Linked DNA regions of Homo sapiens: regions 2 and 3 are each linked to region 1. The links are chromatin contacts, found by Hi-C in ENCODE. All regions are on one chromosome and are shown on one strand. The core of a region is the stretch at or near the end of the contact, and the rest is flanking DNA. Distances in the headings are between cores, read along the strand shown. Region 1 holds the start of SASH3 (SAM and SH3 domain containing 3). Region 2 has its middle 13 kb from the start of LINC00892. Region 3 holds the start of MMGT1 (membrane magnesium transporter 1).

The links. A loop is a pair of places that touch in the nucleus more often than their neighbours do. Pooled maps may share reads with other maps.
Region 2: a loop to region 1 is called in a pooled map, with 3 times the contacts of the local background. The contact joins the enhancer-like site here to the promoter of SASH3 in region 1. A Hi-C loop is called at or near these places in 2 of 50 pooled maps.
Region 3: a pooled map shows a loop between it and region 1 (3-fold over the local background). The contact joins the promoter of MMGT1 here to the promoter of SASH3 in region 1. A Hi-C loop is called at or near these places in 4 of 50 pooled maps.

Annotation. Positions count from the first base shown.
Region 1 is chrX:129,777,855-129,782,904 of GRCh38, reverse strand. SASH3 (SAM and SH3 domain containing 3) reads right to left here and starts at 2,956. Exons shown (of 8, transcript NM_018990.4): 1 at 2,751-2,956. The coding sequence starts at 2,807. It overlaps LOC124905215 (a long non-coding RNA gene), which reads left to right and starts at 371. Exons shown (of 2, transcript XR_007068328.1): 1 at 371-442; 2 at 2,626-4,330. RefSeq lists enhancers at 999-1,048, 1,159-1,338, 2,606-2,665, 2,716-2,795, 3,046-3,205.
Region 2 is chrX:136,624,366-136,629,415 of GRCh38, reverse strand. No RefSeq gene overlaps it. Among named protein-coding and RNA genes, the nearest start is that of LINC00892, 13 kb to the left of the region's middle. Within about 2 kb of position 1,900, at least 3 of the 41 ENCODE cell types and tissues checked have a DNase peak (open chromatin) inside an H3K27ac peak, as active enhancers do.
Region 3 is chrX:135,971,845-135,976,894 of GRCh38, reverse strand. MMGT1 (membrane magnesium transporter 1) reads left to right here and starts at 2,907. Exons shown (of 4, transcript NM_173470.3): 1 at 2,907-3,298. The coding sequence starts at 3,220. It also overlaps a transcript of SLC9A6 not described here. RefSeq lists a silencer at 2,709-2,818 and an enhancer at 2,829-3,358.

The DNA of each region.
Region 1 (5,050 bases), core at 1,707-4,206:
AGTGAAAGTCTCCAAAGGGCAGCTAAGAGGTCTGTCTCCCAACCCTGGGGCCTCTCCAATCCTTCACGATCCATGGGAGGCGCCATGTCCTAGCCCTACCATTCTAGAGGGCCCGCACCCTCCTCTGCTCTGCTGGCTGGAAGGTCACTCATTCCACAGCTATCTGGGTCTGCCCCACGGAGCTCTCCTGCTGATGGGTTGAATCTTTTATGCTCATCAGACTCTTCTAGCGCCTTTGAGATCAACAAGGGGACAAGAGAGTGGAGAGAGAAGGGGTCAAGATTCTGGAGTCAGACAAATCTTGGCTTGGATCCCTGCTCGGCAGCTTCCCAGCTGTGTGACCTTCAGCAAGTTGCTTCACCTCTGTGAGCCTCAAGTGTCAAATAGGGATAATGACAATATCTGCCCCTACCTCACCAGGTTGTCGTGGGGAGTGAACAAGGTAAGAGATGCACAGCACCGTGCCTGGCATCCCATGAGCTCTCACTCTGTGGTGGCTCTTAGTACTATTAAGTCTTGTGTTCTCTGTGCCAGCACTGGGGGCATGGCTCATTCTTCTTTGCAGTGTCTCCCTATCCCCACCCATGCCTACAGCAGGCACCCCCTTGTGTGGTATGCACGTGCACACTTGTGACAGGGTACTCTCACATCTATTCTTTTGGGTGATCTGTACAACCTCTTGAGGGGGGCAGATTAGGAGTTATCCTCCTTTTCAGAGGCGAGGAAACTGAGGCCCAAAGAAAGTCAATGAGCTGTCCAAGGTCCTACAGCTAGAGCGTGGTAGGATTCCAGCTCAGCTTTCTTGCCCCCTGTCTGGCACATTCTCCATTGGCAGGCCCAAGAGGAGAAGCAGGGGCAGGAGAAAGAGGCCTCTCTTGCCTTTGTGCTTTCCTCTCCACCACGTCATCTCAGCCTCTGAGAAGAAGGGACTAGCAGTGATTCAGCCAGCCCGCTGCCTCTGGGCCTGGGGAAGATGCTCTGTACCTTCTGGAAGCTTGGCTTCTGGGGGACATTTCCATAGTCTGGGGCTAGCAGAGTGTGTGGAGGCAAGCTCATCCCAGCTCTGGAGGCTGGCACCGGCTCTGGCAGGGGTTGGGGTGGGGTTTGCCTGGACTACTCTCCCCGAAAGGACCCCTTCTCCTGGGAGAGACCTGGGGAAATCCCAGGGGCCCACTTGCCTGCCGAACACAGAATCTGGGTAATTGAAGCTGGGAAAGAAAAAGGGGACTTCTGGCTTCTGTGTGCCCCTAGGTACGTCTTCCTGATGTGGCACAGGGTCCCAGTGTCAAAGTGTCAGCTCTTTCTCACACTTTCCTCCAGCTCAGCGCCCCTGTGGTTTGAGGCCTAGCAGTGTCTATAGAGCAATCTCTGTTTCCCACCCCCACCAGCCAGAGAGCAAGGGGAAGTGGCCCTGCTCTCTTAGGAGTGGCAGCCAATGGCAGTCCTGCTGGGCCTAGCACCCTGCAGGGTTTGGACGGGGATGACAGAGCCCGTGTGAAGATTCATGAACCTCCCCCCTCCCCCGCCCACCACCACTGCAACCTTAGAGAAGCAGCTGGGGTGGGGAGAATACAGCCGGAAGTGGCAGCCACCCCAGGACCTGAGAGCTGGGGCAGGATGCACACCCCACTGCCCCGAGTCTCAGTCTTTCAGCTGCCTTGGCCTCCATCTCTGAGCTACTCCCCTGACAAGGGGGATCCACCATAGGGCACCTGGGCTGAGTTCCAGGGAAAATTGGCGGGGGATAGCCTGGGCCTCTTGGACCTAGTTCAGGCCTGCTTTGGGACTGTCCTAGCATCCCATTGGATGTGTAGGATATACTTGCTGATTGTCTGGGAGAATCCTTCAATTGAATTAAAGAATTAGGTCTAGAAATCCTCAAACCCAACCAAAGAAATCTGGAAATCCTCAAATTCAACCACAAAATCCTAGATCTGGCACAGCCTTCAAGGATTCTTCCAGTCCGGTCTCTGCCCCAGGGGGATGAACACCTCAGCCATCCATGACAGCTGTTTTTCCTCCTGGCCTTTAAAATCCTCCCTCCTCAGCCTTCACTCCTACTCACCACCTCAACTTAATTTCTCATTCCCCACCCAGGAAGAACCTGTATGCCCCCTGCATCCCACTGCACTTCCGGATGCCTTTTCCCCCAAGACTGGAATGGCCTCAGGCCCCCATCTCCAGGTTGGCTCCATCTCGGGTAGGGCCTGGGAGCTACCACAGAGCTGAGCCAAGTGGGCAGGGTCTGGGCCATGGCCAAAGTGGAGGAGGGGGTGGCAGTCCTGTGAGCATCATGGCTCCAAGCTGGGCAGCCCAGCAGGGCCCTTTGAGTGAGATGGCTCCTGAGAGGCCGTGGCCGGGGCAGAAGTGGCAGCAGGACCAGCGTAGAGGAGAGATAGTTAAGTACAAGCTTAGGGTTCAGCTTAAGCATTGTATTTTGTTATTCTCAAATTCTAGTCTAAGATTCTGGCCCCTAATTTTAGATCTTTTTTCCCATTCTTCTAGGGTTGAATTGCATGACTCTAGATTTCTAAGGATCTATTCTGTAACTCTGTTGCTCCAGAATTTTAAACATCTCTTCTGTACTTCTGTTAACCTTTGGGTCCCTGTCCCGTTGCCTTCTAGGTGAGTGGCCCTCACCTACAGACTCAACATATGGCCTTTGGCTCTTCCCACTTCCAAGAGTCTTGGAAGGGATGGGTCGAGCAAGCAGAGGAAAGGAAGATGTGAGTTCCCAAAATGCTCCTCACCTTTTTCTTCTGAGTGGGCTCCTTCTCACTGGCATTGGAGGGCTTGCGGCGCAGCATGGTCCTCCACCCTGGGAGACTCCGTCCCTGCTCTCCTAGGTGTCAAGATGCAGAGGCCTCTTGCTTAGCCTCACCAGAACTGCCCGGGGGCACGGCATGAACCGAGCCTTCAGCTGCCACTCTGACTGCTGCAGTGGCAGCTTGGGGGTGCGGGCCATGGACACCCGGCAGCAGCAGCATACAGGAAGCCCTGCCACGTGACCTACTCTTACAGCAATCGCAGCCCCTGCCGGCCCCTAGGGAGGAAGGAAGTCCAAGCTTCAGTCTCCAGAGATTCTGATGCAGACGGCTCTTGGGTTGAACAGTCAGAGAAAGTCCCTACCTTGTTGTCTCATGTCGATCATCATCAGTCCTTCTGCTCCATCTTCCTAGAGGTGGACAATCAGCTCGACATTATATGGCGTACCCAAGCCCTTTATCTCACTGACCAGAATCCAGAAACCAGAAGTTGGACCATCTGGCTGCCTGTTGGATCAATGCTCCCGGTCAACTCACGTCTTCAAGGTCGTCACTGCCATCACTACCACTACCATCACCCCTGTGACCATCACCACTGCTACCATCACTCCTATCAATAGCCATCACCATACAGCCATCACCCCTACAGCCATCAGGCCTGCAGCCATCCCCGCTGCCATCAGCACACCTATAGCCATTGTCACTATGGTAATCACCTCTACAGTTGACATCCTTCAGCCATCACCTCTACAGTCATCACCATTGCTGCTATCACCCTTCCAGCCATCATCCTTACAGCTGTCACCCTTCTGGACATTACAGCCAACCGCACTCATGACCCTCTCACCCCTATAACCATCGTCCCTACAGTCATCTCTCCTACAACCATCATCACATCCGTGCAGCCATCAGCCCTGCAGCCATCACTCCTACAGCCATCAGTACACCTAAAGCCATCATCACTAGAGCAGTCACCCCTCCAGTCAGTACCCCTCAGCCATCATGAGTATATTTATCACCACCACAGCTGAAAAGCACTTACAGCCAACTCCACACCTCTAGCAAGTATCCAACAGGCATTTATCAAACACCTATGCAGTATATTCAATTTGTGGGTTGTCTGTGGCAGATTTTAATAACTTTAATAACTTCTTGGTATTACAAAAGCAACTTGTATTTGTCATACAATTTCACAAACACATAAACAAAAAAAATTTCAAAATTTCCCATCATTGTCCTCTACACTGTTTTAAGCATCTATCTACTCTCTGTCTATAAACATTTTTTTTCTTTTTACAAAAATCATACTGCTCAGAAAACAGATAATTGGTTTGGGGAGAAGGGGAGGGGAGAGAAGGGAAGGGAGACATCACACAGGGTAACAGGAAGCTTTTAGGAGTGATGAATATGTTCACTATCTTGACTGTGGTGATGATTTCATGGGGGAATACACATGTCAAAACGTATCAAATTGTATACTTCAAATATGTGCAGTTTATTGTAGCTCCATTATACCTCAATAAAGCTGTTTAAAATTTTTTAATTAAAAAAGGTCATAATTCACACTATTGGTGTCTGCTTTTCACACTAAACACAGTATCTTTTTTGTTTTTTTTTCGAGATGGAGTCTCTCACTCTGTCTCCCAGGCTGGAGTGCAGTGGCGTGATCTCGGCTCACTGCAACCTCCACCTCCTGAGTTCAAGCAATTCTTGTGCCTCTGCCTCCCAAGTAGCTGGGACTATAGGTGCGTACCACCACCCTGGTTAATTTTTGTATTTTTTGTAGAGACAGGGTTTCACCATGTTGCCCAGGCTGGTCTTGAACTCCTGGTCTCAAGTGACCTCTTTGCCTCATCCTCCCAAAGTGCTGGGATTACAGGCGTGAGCCACTACGTCCAGCTGAACACAGTATCAAGATTGTCTCATGCTATGAAATAGTCTTCAACTACGTAATTTATAACGGCTGTGGAACATCCCATTGTGTGGATGTGCCGTGCTTATTTCACCAAGCCCTTGCTGATGAACTTGGGTTGGCTTAAATTTTTAAATTATTCATTGAACATACTTATGGTAAATATTCACATCCATAGTTTTTTTTCTGTAGGGGAAATATCCAGAAGAGGAATTGCTGGGGTCAAAGGTATGCACATTTTTAAGGCTTTCAATTCTGTGGTACTTGTGAAATACTAGGCTTGTCCACCCCTGTTCCCAAGATGTTCTCGTGACTTCCTCTCCGATTCTGCTTTATGCCCTCTGACCATCCAACCTTCAGGGTGAGCTCAGGG
Region 2 (5,050 bases), core at 651-3,150, 6.8 Mb before region 1:
CATCTTATTATTTTCACGGAGAAGCTCTACATTTTAGAATGCTTCACGCACCAATGCTCGATGGAGCTCTGGTTTTCTGATGAGAAAAGTGATAAGTGTTCATTGTGGGAAACTTTAAAATGCAGAAAAATATAAAGAAGGAAACAAAAGCACCCACAACCTAAAGATAACCACTGATAACATTTTGGAGTATTTCCTTCTAGACTTGCTGGCTCGCATGCATTCTCTCTCAATAAAGAAATAAATACACATATATTTGGCATCACTGGAATCACATGGAGTATATAACTTTATACCTGCTTTATCCCTGTGCACTTTTCCATTGGTTTCCAAATTTGTCCCTGTTAGGAACTGATTTTGTAAACAAGTTGATTTGAACACTGGCTCTCAGGCACTTTCCATAACCATCAAGTACTGAAACCTAATCAAGTGGCAAGAGCTCCAAAGCCTGGAGGGTGGTGGAGTAATTCGCAGAGGTTGTTGTTTGATAGCCTAGGAATTCTCTTCCATTTACCTGGCACTTAATTATGTAGCACCAGGCAATGGTACTTAACTGTTTTTTGTCTCCTCAATTAGTTTATGAGCTGCAGAACAAGGGCAAGGTATGAATCTTTGGTGCCCTATACCTTCACTCCGCATTTTTTTAATAAACAATGGCTAAATGGGCTTAAACGTATTTTTGAGATATTTTTGGTCAATGTAGTAAGCGGCCCCCACAAAAATATTTTGGTAAATCTGGTGATTCGTTTGATGATCTGTGAGACCAGGAAAAGCTCTAAGTGGAAAATCTTAGCCACAAAGGTCATCTTCCTTCCCAGGAAGAGGAGGCGCCATCTTGTACCCAATGCACATTTCCTCTGTCTTCCCTACTTGAGGACCATCCACACTGAGCTGAAATTGGGTGCTCCCAACTGTTCCTTATCCTCCTCCTGAGGCTCAGCTTTCTAAAACCACCCTGGCAGGCACTCATAAAAATGGGTTGCACCAAGGCTTCAACTTAGAGGAACAGAAGGGAATGAGGCTGATGGCTCTTGGGCTGGGGTGACTCAGTTTCTCTGGCCTTATTACTGAGAGCCAAGAGCCCAGCTGAGTGCCTCTCCTGGGCAACCCTTAGAGGATGGATTATTGCTCAACCCATTGAGATTCTCTGTTTCTGGAAGACTGGGGTAGGTGAGGGGAAAAATCAACTCATGGTTTCAGCCTGGGGACTTGATTGTATAATACCTGCACAGAAACCCCTCTTTTAAATAAAATTCTGAAAAAGCATAAAAGTAATTTAACAATATTACCAAAAAAGGAGAAAAGGAATACAATTACCAATTACTCAAAAACCTACCTTTCTAACATAACTATTGTTGTCATATTTCCTTCTTAGTCTTATTTTTATATATTTTTTTCATGGTTATAATAATAGAATACATGTAATTTTTGCATCCTGCTTTTTTTCACTTAGCCTTTCCTAATAAGCGTTTTTCTATGTTGCCTCATATTTTAATAGCCACTGTTTTAGAAGGCAAGATGATAAAATATTTCCCTTTAATGACATCACATCACTGTGAAATTGTGTTTTTTCTCCTATTTCTCTGCAATAGATACAAGGTTAAGAGGTTCAAGATATGACTTCTGTCCTCAAAGAGCTTTTACTTTTTCTGGCAGGGATAGTCATTTCTTCAAAGACCCTTAAGTTGGAGCTGCATGAGCCGCATCAAGTTCACGAGAAATGGAGTATGTATGAGTACCACTGGATGAGTCATTTTTAGTGACCCAAGTCTCCCACCCTCAAACTTAGATCCTATATTGGCACCTATCACCTACATGACCTACTCCCAGCTAAAGAGGTGTTTCAGTGGCCTTGATGTGGGGGTTGTGTGTGTGTAAGCCTCTCCCACATCCTTTTAATCTGGTTGTTTGGTTTGCTGGAGAGTGTGCCCCGGTGGGTTTACACCCCACCCCCGTGGTAACCAATTAAGAAGATTCTAGCAACTTGGAGGACATCAAGTTAAATCCCAACATGAGAAGCAGAATCTTTCTGACACTAACTGGCTCAGCTGATGGAAGTGTCACTGAGACTCTATAATCCTGATAAGAATGACTGCATTTTGTCACATTGCTGAAAACCTCTAACCCTAAGTTTTACTTAGAGGCCAGTTAATGCTTAGGACTCTTTGAAATCTATAATTTGTGGTTGTTGATTTGCACAGGAATTGCCAACCCAAACCATTTGCATCATGGGCCTCTTTTATTAGGATGGACCCTTTTTAGTATCCTAGATTACATGAAAGAAGCATGTTCTTGATACAAGGAAATCTTCATCACTGGCTGCCAAACCTCAGGAAATAACAAAGCCACCAGCACCATTGTGTTCTCAAGCGAAAAAAGTCATTTGAACATTTGGTGTCTTTGGGTATACTAAGAGCTATTCTGACTTCTAAACAGGGTACTAGCCCTTTAGCCAACATTCTGCTAAAAAAAAAAGACCTTTCTGTGCTTTTCTAACTGACTCTACAGTATGTTTTTTAAACTGAGCCCAAGAGTTATTGACTTTGGTCAATAGTTTCCTAGATCAATTGAAATAAGCAGCTTTTCCTGAGGAACCAAACTCAAGCATCCCAGGTACTGGAATGTGGGCAATGCCAGATGATTTGAAAATCAAAGTTTAAACTTTGAATTATAGAAATACTGTGAAAAACAGGTGTCACAATAAGGCCCAGTAAAACATCCTTCAATGCCATTCCCTACAGTTCGTCAGAGGGAATCTTGAATACTCAAATTTTTTCCTCATCTTTAAGAACAGCTTCTGTTCATTTCCCTGCTAGAAGGTGGCAGATGGTACTCCACCCTTACAAAAAGTCTCTCCCATTTGAATTGCCTACTTAGCTTCCTCAGTAAAATATTTCAGTAGTTTGTCCACAGCCATTAGTCTTCCTCTAATTGCTCTGACTCAAATGAAGATTGACTTTGTGGTTGGAAATTTCGTGACATTACCAAGAAAGCTCAGTCAGTACCAGGACTCTTCTCAAACTTCTATTTGCAAACCCAAGGAAAGACCTTTAGCAGGAAAGGACAAAATACTGATATGCAAAACAATTATGTGATGTTTGGTAGAACTCAAATGATTAGTGAACCTACCCTTCTCTCCGTTTTTTTTTTTTTTTTTTTTTTTTTGGTCAAAGGAATGAGTTCAAGGAAATAGTGAGGGTACCTACTGATCGTTTGTGTTCATGAGGGACAAACAGGTTCTGGAAAATTAAAAGCCAGGCAATATCAAAAGTTTATGTTAAGCTAGTACTTTCAAAACTATTTCTCACTAAAGCTTTATTTTTGCTTTTCTCCTTGCTCTGGATCATTCTTTGCTGGAAGTGGAAATATGGCTTTCACAGCTAGAAAGCACTTGAGGACATCATCAGCTGTATTAAGGATCAAACTAGAAGCTAAGAGCAGCATGGGGTCCAGGCATGATCCTGTTTCTAAATAGATGATAGGGATGGGGCAGAGTGGGTAATACATCATAGACTCATGAAATGTGAAGGTGAAGGAGATCTTAGAGCAATGAAACTTATTAAAAATGCAGATTCTAAGACTCTAACACCAGAGATTCTGATCCAGTGGATCCGGGCTGGGAACAAATACATCAGGTGATTGTGCTGCCAGTGGTCCATGCTGGGCTACTTTGAGAAAGCCTACCTTAGCAGGATGGTTATAGAGCCCATTTATTTTACAAAGTAGCAAACAGAGGCCCTGAGACATTGGTCATTTGCTCAAGGGCCTTGAGAACAAAATTAAGATGCCAGGTTACTCAGCCCAGGGCCTTTTCCTCTCTGTGATGGTCCTAGTGAGAGTCCTTTTTCCTTCCGGGCTTTCCATGTGAGTGTGTACCAATGGCCAAGGATTCCAGTTGGCCTGTTGTTTCCAGCTACAGCCAGTATTACTGCTCACTAGAAGCTTTAGACTGAATGGGCTGTGCTAGCAGGGGAGGGGCACCCACAAGAAGGATCTGGCCCCCTCAGCTTCATTGTTCCCTGTAAACTGACTGAACTGCAACACAGACTTCCTTGGGGCCAGAGTGCCAGGCTGTAAGGACAAAGTGTCATTTCTGTTGGCTAAGCCAGCCAGCTATTTCACATCCAGTTACACATCTGGATCCCTGGGCCCTCGAATATATCTATTCTGTTGAGAACTTTCCCCAGGAGACCCGACCCCTTGACATATACACAGTATTAAAAACTTGAACATCTGGTCACCTTACCTAGCCAAAAACAAAAATATTAATTGACCACATATATATAGCGTATTAGTTTGCTAGGGCTGCTGTAACAAAGTACCATAAACTGGGTGTGGCTTAAACAACAGAAATTTATTGTTTCACAACTATGGAGACTGGCAGTACAAAATCACAGTGTCAGCAGGATTGGTTCCTTTTGGAGATGCAGAGGGAGGGTCTGTTTTATCTCTCTCCTGATGGTTTGCTGACAATCTTTGGTGTTCCTTGGTATGTAGATGCATTCATAACGATCTCTGCCTTCATCTTCACATAGCATTCTCTCTCTCCCTCTCTCTCTCTCTGTCTCTGTGTGCGTGTGTGTGTGTGTGTGTGTGCGTGTGTCTGTATGTGTGTTCGTGTCTGTCTCCCAATTTCCCCTTTTTATAAGGACAGCAGTTATATTGGATTAAGAGCTCACCCTACGCCAGTGGGGCCTCATCTTAACTAATTACATTTGCAATAACCATATTTCCAAATGAGGTCATATTTTGAAGTACCAGGGTTAGGATTTCAATCACCAGTAGTACTAAGGATCAAACCAGAAGGCAAGAGCAGCACAAGACCCAGACATGATCCTGTTTCTAAATAGATTATGGGGATGGGGCAAAGTGGATAATATGTTATAGACTCATGAAATGTGAAGGTGAAGGAGATCTTAGAGCAGTGGAACTCATTAAAATGCAAATCCCAAGACTCCAACACCAGAGATTCTGATCCATTAATTTCAAGGGACACAATTCAATGCATACCATGTCATCTTTGTTTAGTCCAACAATAAATAGGGATGAG
Region 3 (5,050 bases), core at 1,658-4,157, 6.2 Mb before region 1:
ATTCAGTATATGGGTAAAGAGGTAAAAAAAGAGTGAGAAATGCATCTTAAGAGGGCAATAGAGAAAACAAAACTCAATATCTGGACATGGGTGATCTCCCTGAAGACTAGGATAATGCATTGGTGGTTTATACAAATACCAGATTCATTATTGAATTTCTTTTTTCCTATAACTTCATCTTTTTAAAGGAAAAGAACCAGATCTCAGGTCCTATAAGAAAACTCCTAATCATTTTCTGCTTCAGATAAATTGATATTAAAAGGGTTTTTTTCTTTTTTCTTTTTTTTTTTTGGAAATGGAGTTTCACTCTTGTTGCCCAGGCTGGAGTGCAATGGCGTGATCTCGGCTCACTGCAACCTCCGCCTCCTGGGTTCAAGCGATTCTCCTGCCTCAGCCTCCTGAGTAGCTGGAATTACAGGGGCCCACCACCACGCCCGGCAAATTTTTTGTATTTTTAGTAGAGATGGGGTTTCACCATGTTGGCCAGGCTGGTCTGGAAGAAGGGGTAATTTTACAGGGGATCTGAAAAGGCTAATTTCAATCTGACCATTATTTTAGACAAAACAAAGTTGTAAGATTTTTTTGGTCAACTATCTTTTCTACCTTATTACCTCCCAGGGGCGGAGAAGGAAGCACTTTCCTGTCAACTACAGAGAGATTATCTCCTGGTTCTTCCTGATTGTATAAATAGAACTACATTTGTAAGGAATGCATTATACTGCACTTGACATCCATCAAGTATTGTGTAAAATTCTGGCTTAGAGGTGAAGAAATTGGAAAGGGCCCAGAAAAGAATAATGAACATGACTAAAGGTTTGGAAAATGAGATCCAGGACAAAAATTATATAAGTAAAGTTGAGGAAATATGATTAATTTTAGATGTCTTCTTCTACTTTTTTTTTTTTTTTTTTTTGGTTAGAGAAAGGGTCTCGCTCTGTCACTCAGCCTGTAGTGCAGTGGCATAATCATGGCTCACTGTAGCCTTGAACTCCTGGGATCAAGCAATCCTCCTTCTTTAGCTTCCCAAGTAGCTAGGACTACAAGCATGTGCTACTATGCCCAGCTAATGAGATGTCTTATTTGTTTTTCCAGCTTTGAGGAAGCTCAAGCATATCAGAAAATGTTTACAATCAAAAGGTTGTCAAAATGTGAGAGTACATGCAAGTCCATGGGGATTTTTGAGCCCAATTCAAAAGATTGGAAGGACTCTCTGTAGAGATCCTTTCAAATAGGGATACTGTCCCAATTATTTTCCGGAATTCATTTGTCATTCAACAAGCACTTATTGAATGCTTATCACATGACAGTCAAAGTTTTAGGTACAGAGAAATCTCTGTTCTCTCAGAGCTTACATTCCAGTGGGGAAAGACAGACAGTAAACAGTAACACAACAAACATAAATAGTTAAATTATATAGTATGTTAGAAGGTGATATAAAAAGTAGAACAGAATAAGGGGATCAGGAATAGGAATTTTGCACATTTAAAAGGGGTGGTCAGGATAGGACGCATCTTTGAGCAAAAGCAAATTGATGCAACTAAAACGTAGAATTCTGATTGGGTTAAAGGAAAAGAATGGTGATCATACTTTGCATTTACCTTGTGATATGCAGTTTACAAAGCTTTGCCACTCAGTCAGGGGTCACTGGAGGAACTGGTGCAGAATTTGGAAAAAAAGGATGAATTCCATTTTAGCCATATTACGTTTTAAGTGCCACAGGAAATAAATGCCTATCTGGTAGTCAGAAATGCAGCCCTGGAGCTAAGGAGAGATATTTGTGATAGAGATGTCGATTTGGAATCACTGTAATACCTTTGCTGGCTGAAGCGGTGGGAATGAATGGGTGAGCTCCCCAGGGGACAGCAGAGTGATGAGGTCAAGGGGAGAAGCTCACTATTAAATGTCTACATTTCAGGAGATGAAGACAAAGAAAAATGGGCAGAGGAGTATACATTTTACCCGGATCAGAGATAGAGACAAGGCAAGAAGGCTGCGTTATTAGCATTTTAAAATTTCCTCTTTCATTTCTTCCTTAATGTAAGCTGGTTCTTTTCACGACAAAACACTCCCCCCGCGCTACACCTCTTTTTGCGCGAATCTTTCTCCAGGACCTTAAAATGGTTTACTGAGCACTTCCCGCGAGCCAAGTATTTGGGGTTCCAGATCCTGGGATTTTGTCCTGACACTGCCTCCTCGTTTTAACACCCTTGCCTCCTTCTGCAGTGCCAGTTTCCAGGGAGCTGAAGCACAGGAAAGGCCTACAGAAAACAAAAGGCACAGTTTCACAAAAAGCCAAAACCAACCAACCCACAAAACACAACTGTCAGGGGTCTATATCCAGCACCTACCGCCTTTCCCCAACGCCCCCAGCCCCGCCCCTCGGCCCCACCTCCTCCCGCCCCTCGGCCCCACCTCCTCCCCGCCCCCTCGGTCCCACTCCTCCGCGCCCCCTCGGTCCCACCTCCTCCCCGCCCCTCGGTCCCACCTCCTCCCCGCCCCCTCGGCCCTCACCCACTCTCCGTCCCCTCCGCCCCGCCCCCTACGCCCCACCCATCCTCCCGTAGGCCCCGCCCTCGGCCCCACCTCCTCCCCGCCCCTCGGCCCCACCTCCTCCCCGCCCCTCGGCCCCACCTCCTCCCCGCCCCTCGGCCCCACCCATCCTCCCCGCAGGCCCCGCCACTCGACCGCACCCACCAGGGCCCCCCCCCCCCGGCTACGCCCACCCACCCACCCACTGGCCCCGCCCCTCGGCTACACCCACCCTCGTGCGGGCCCCGCGCGTCTTCCCCACCCCGCCCGTCTGCCTACCCCGCCCCTCGCCCCCACACGTTCTCTACGCAGGCCCCCGTCCCTCTGCCCCACCCTGTTCTCGCCACTGGCCCTGCCCCCATTTGCCGGCGCCCTTCCTCTTCGCTTCCCCGTAGCTCCCGCTTTCGCCTCTTCGTTTATGACTCCGTTGGGCTCCGGCCCTCCTAGAGAGGCCTCCATAGCGCAGGTTCGTGGGTTCTCGCGGACCTTTTTCCGTGTAGCTTTCTGCTTCTTCCCGGCATTCCTGTTTCCGTTTTCTCACAGCCCTCTGGCTTTTCCACCACTGAGACACTTTGCGCTCAGGACTTCAGTGACGTCATCTTTCTGCGGCGCGCGGACACCCGCCGGTGGAAGAAGAAACAGCTCCGCCGTCCTTCGCTTCTTTTGCTGGGCTGCTGCTCCTTCGGCATCATGGCGCCGTCGCTGTGGAAGGGGCTGGTGGGCATCGGTCTCTTTGCCCTAGCCCACGCCGCCTTTTCCGCTGCGCAGCGTAAGTGCCTGGGGCACGGGGACCGCTTCGGTGTGGAACCCTAGGGGCGGTGTGTGGGCGCACTTCTAAGGGACCATCGGACCGAGTGTCAGATTAATGGTCCTTTGAGACCTTACAGTTTGGGGTGACTAAGAAAATCAGTGCAGGAGTTCCCAGTGGAAGGTTCGGAGTTTGAATTTGGAGAGAGTGTGGCACCTGAAATTGCAGGAAGGTTGGAAGGAGGTGTCTGGGAGAGGGTTCAGAATAGGAGTCTCCAGGAATCCAGGACAAGTGATGTCAGATCCAGCATGGGGCAGATCAGGCACAGTTGTGAGATTGAGGACTCTGGTTGCTCATGGTCCCACGACAACCAAGTGGACAACATCTTGGGCACTCTTGGGCTGTCCAGGCAGAGACTGAGTAGTTAAGTGACCGATTGCCTCAGGGAGGCACTGTGGTACAGGAGAAAGAGCACTGGACTGGGAGTCTAAAGGACTGGTTGTTAAAAACTTGCATTACCGCTACATCTGTGTGACGTTGGGCAAAAGATTTGTGCTACACTGCGTTATGAAATTCAGTTTTGGGTCGCTGTTTGAAATTGCGCTGTGTTTAGGTGCTAGAGATACAGTGATGCCCTGAGCCAGTTCAAAGTCTAAAGGAAAACAAGTGGATCAAGAAGTAGTTACAATAAAGTGATATGCTAAAAGTATATAAGGATGCATGGAAGCAGGGACAGTCATATTTTGGGGGAACTGGGAGGTTAAGGAAAGTATCCTAGATCCTTGCTGCTTACAGTGTGATCAACAGACCAGCATCATGAGCACCACCTGGCAGGTAATTAGAAGATACTCAGGCCAGACCTGTTCAATCAGAATCTGGGTTTTAATAAGATCCCAGGGTGATTTGTATGCGCATTAGTTTGAGAAACACTGTCCTGGAAGAGATTAGGATACACTGGAGTACTGTGTCATTTTCTACAGTAAGCTTTAACTGTAGAATTATATGATTGTGGGGCGAGAAGGGCCTTTGGAGTTCACTGAAGTCCAACCCCTTCATTTTACAGATGAGGAAATTCCTGGTTAAAGGTAGTGTTAGAAGCAGGCGAGGCTTCATGCAAACTAGCAAGCTAGCTAGGAATTGAACCAGATAGGAGATTAGTCAAAATCGATTTTTGGTGTTGGTTTGATGTTTCTTTTACACTTGTCTTTATGACAGAGCTGTAGGTTAAAACTTAAGAAATGTCTCTAAACACATTCTTCTTCAAGAGTCAATACACATGCACTCAAAAACAGTTTGAATTATTTAGTCCAAAGTACGTTATTAAATAGGGATTGTCCTAGGTTCATCTAGAATTAAGATTTTTGTATTTTATGTTTTGGGTGATGAGAATGCCTTGTGGATTTGCCACTGCAGTGAGACCTCTTTATATATAATGCTCATGTTAGGGAGAGAGTAATATGTAACTTTAAGACTAAGTGTGTCATGTCAGACTGTAGCAGCAGATAGCACAATGTGGTGCTGTGGCATGCTCATCTTTGCTGTAATGAACTTTGTTACAGTAGGGCACCAGTCATTTACTGTATCTTGTTTAATCCTCACCTCACATTATTCTCATTTTACTGTTGTGGAAATTCAGGTAATGAAAAAAATAGATACTGTATTTCTTTGATTCTAAGACACCCACCATTTTAACACTCTGAACTTGAGATATGTATTATGATCACTGCGGGCTTCTTTAATTAAATGAAATTATAGTAAATTGAAGAGCTGGCA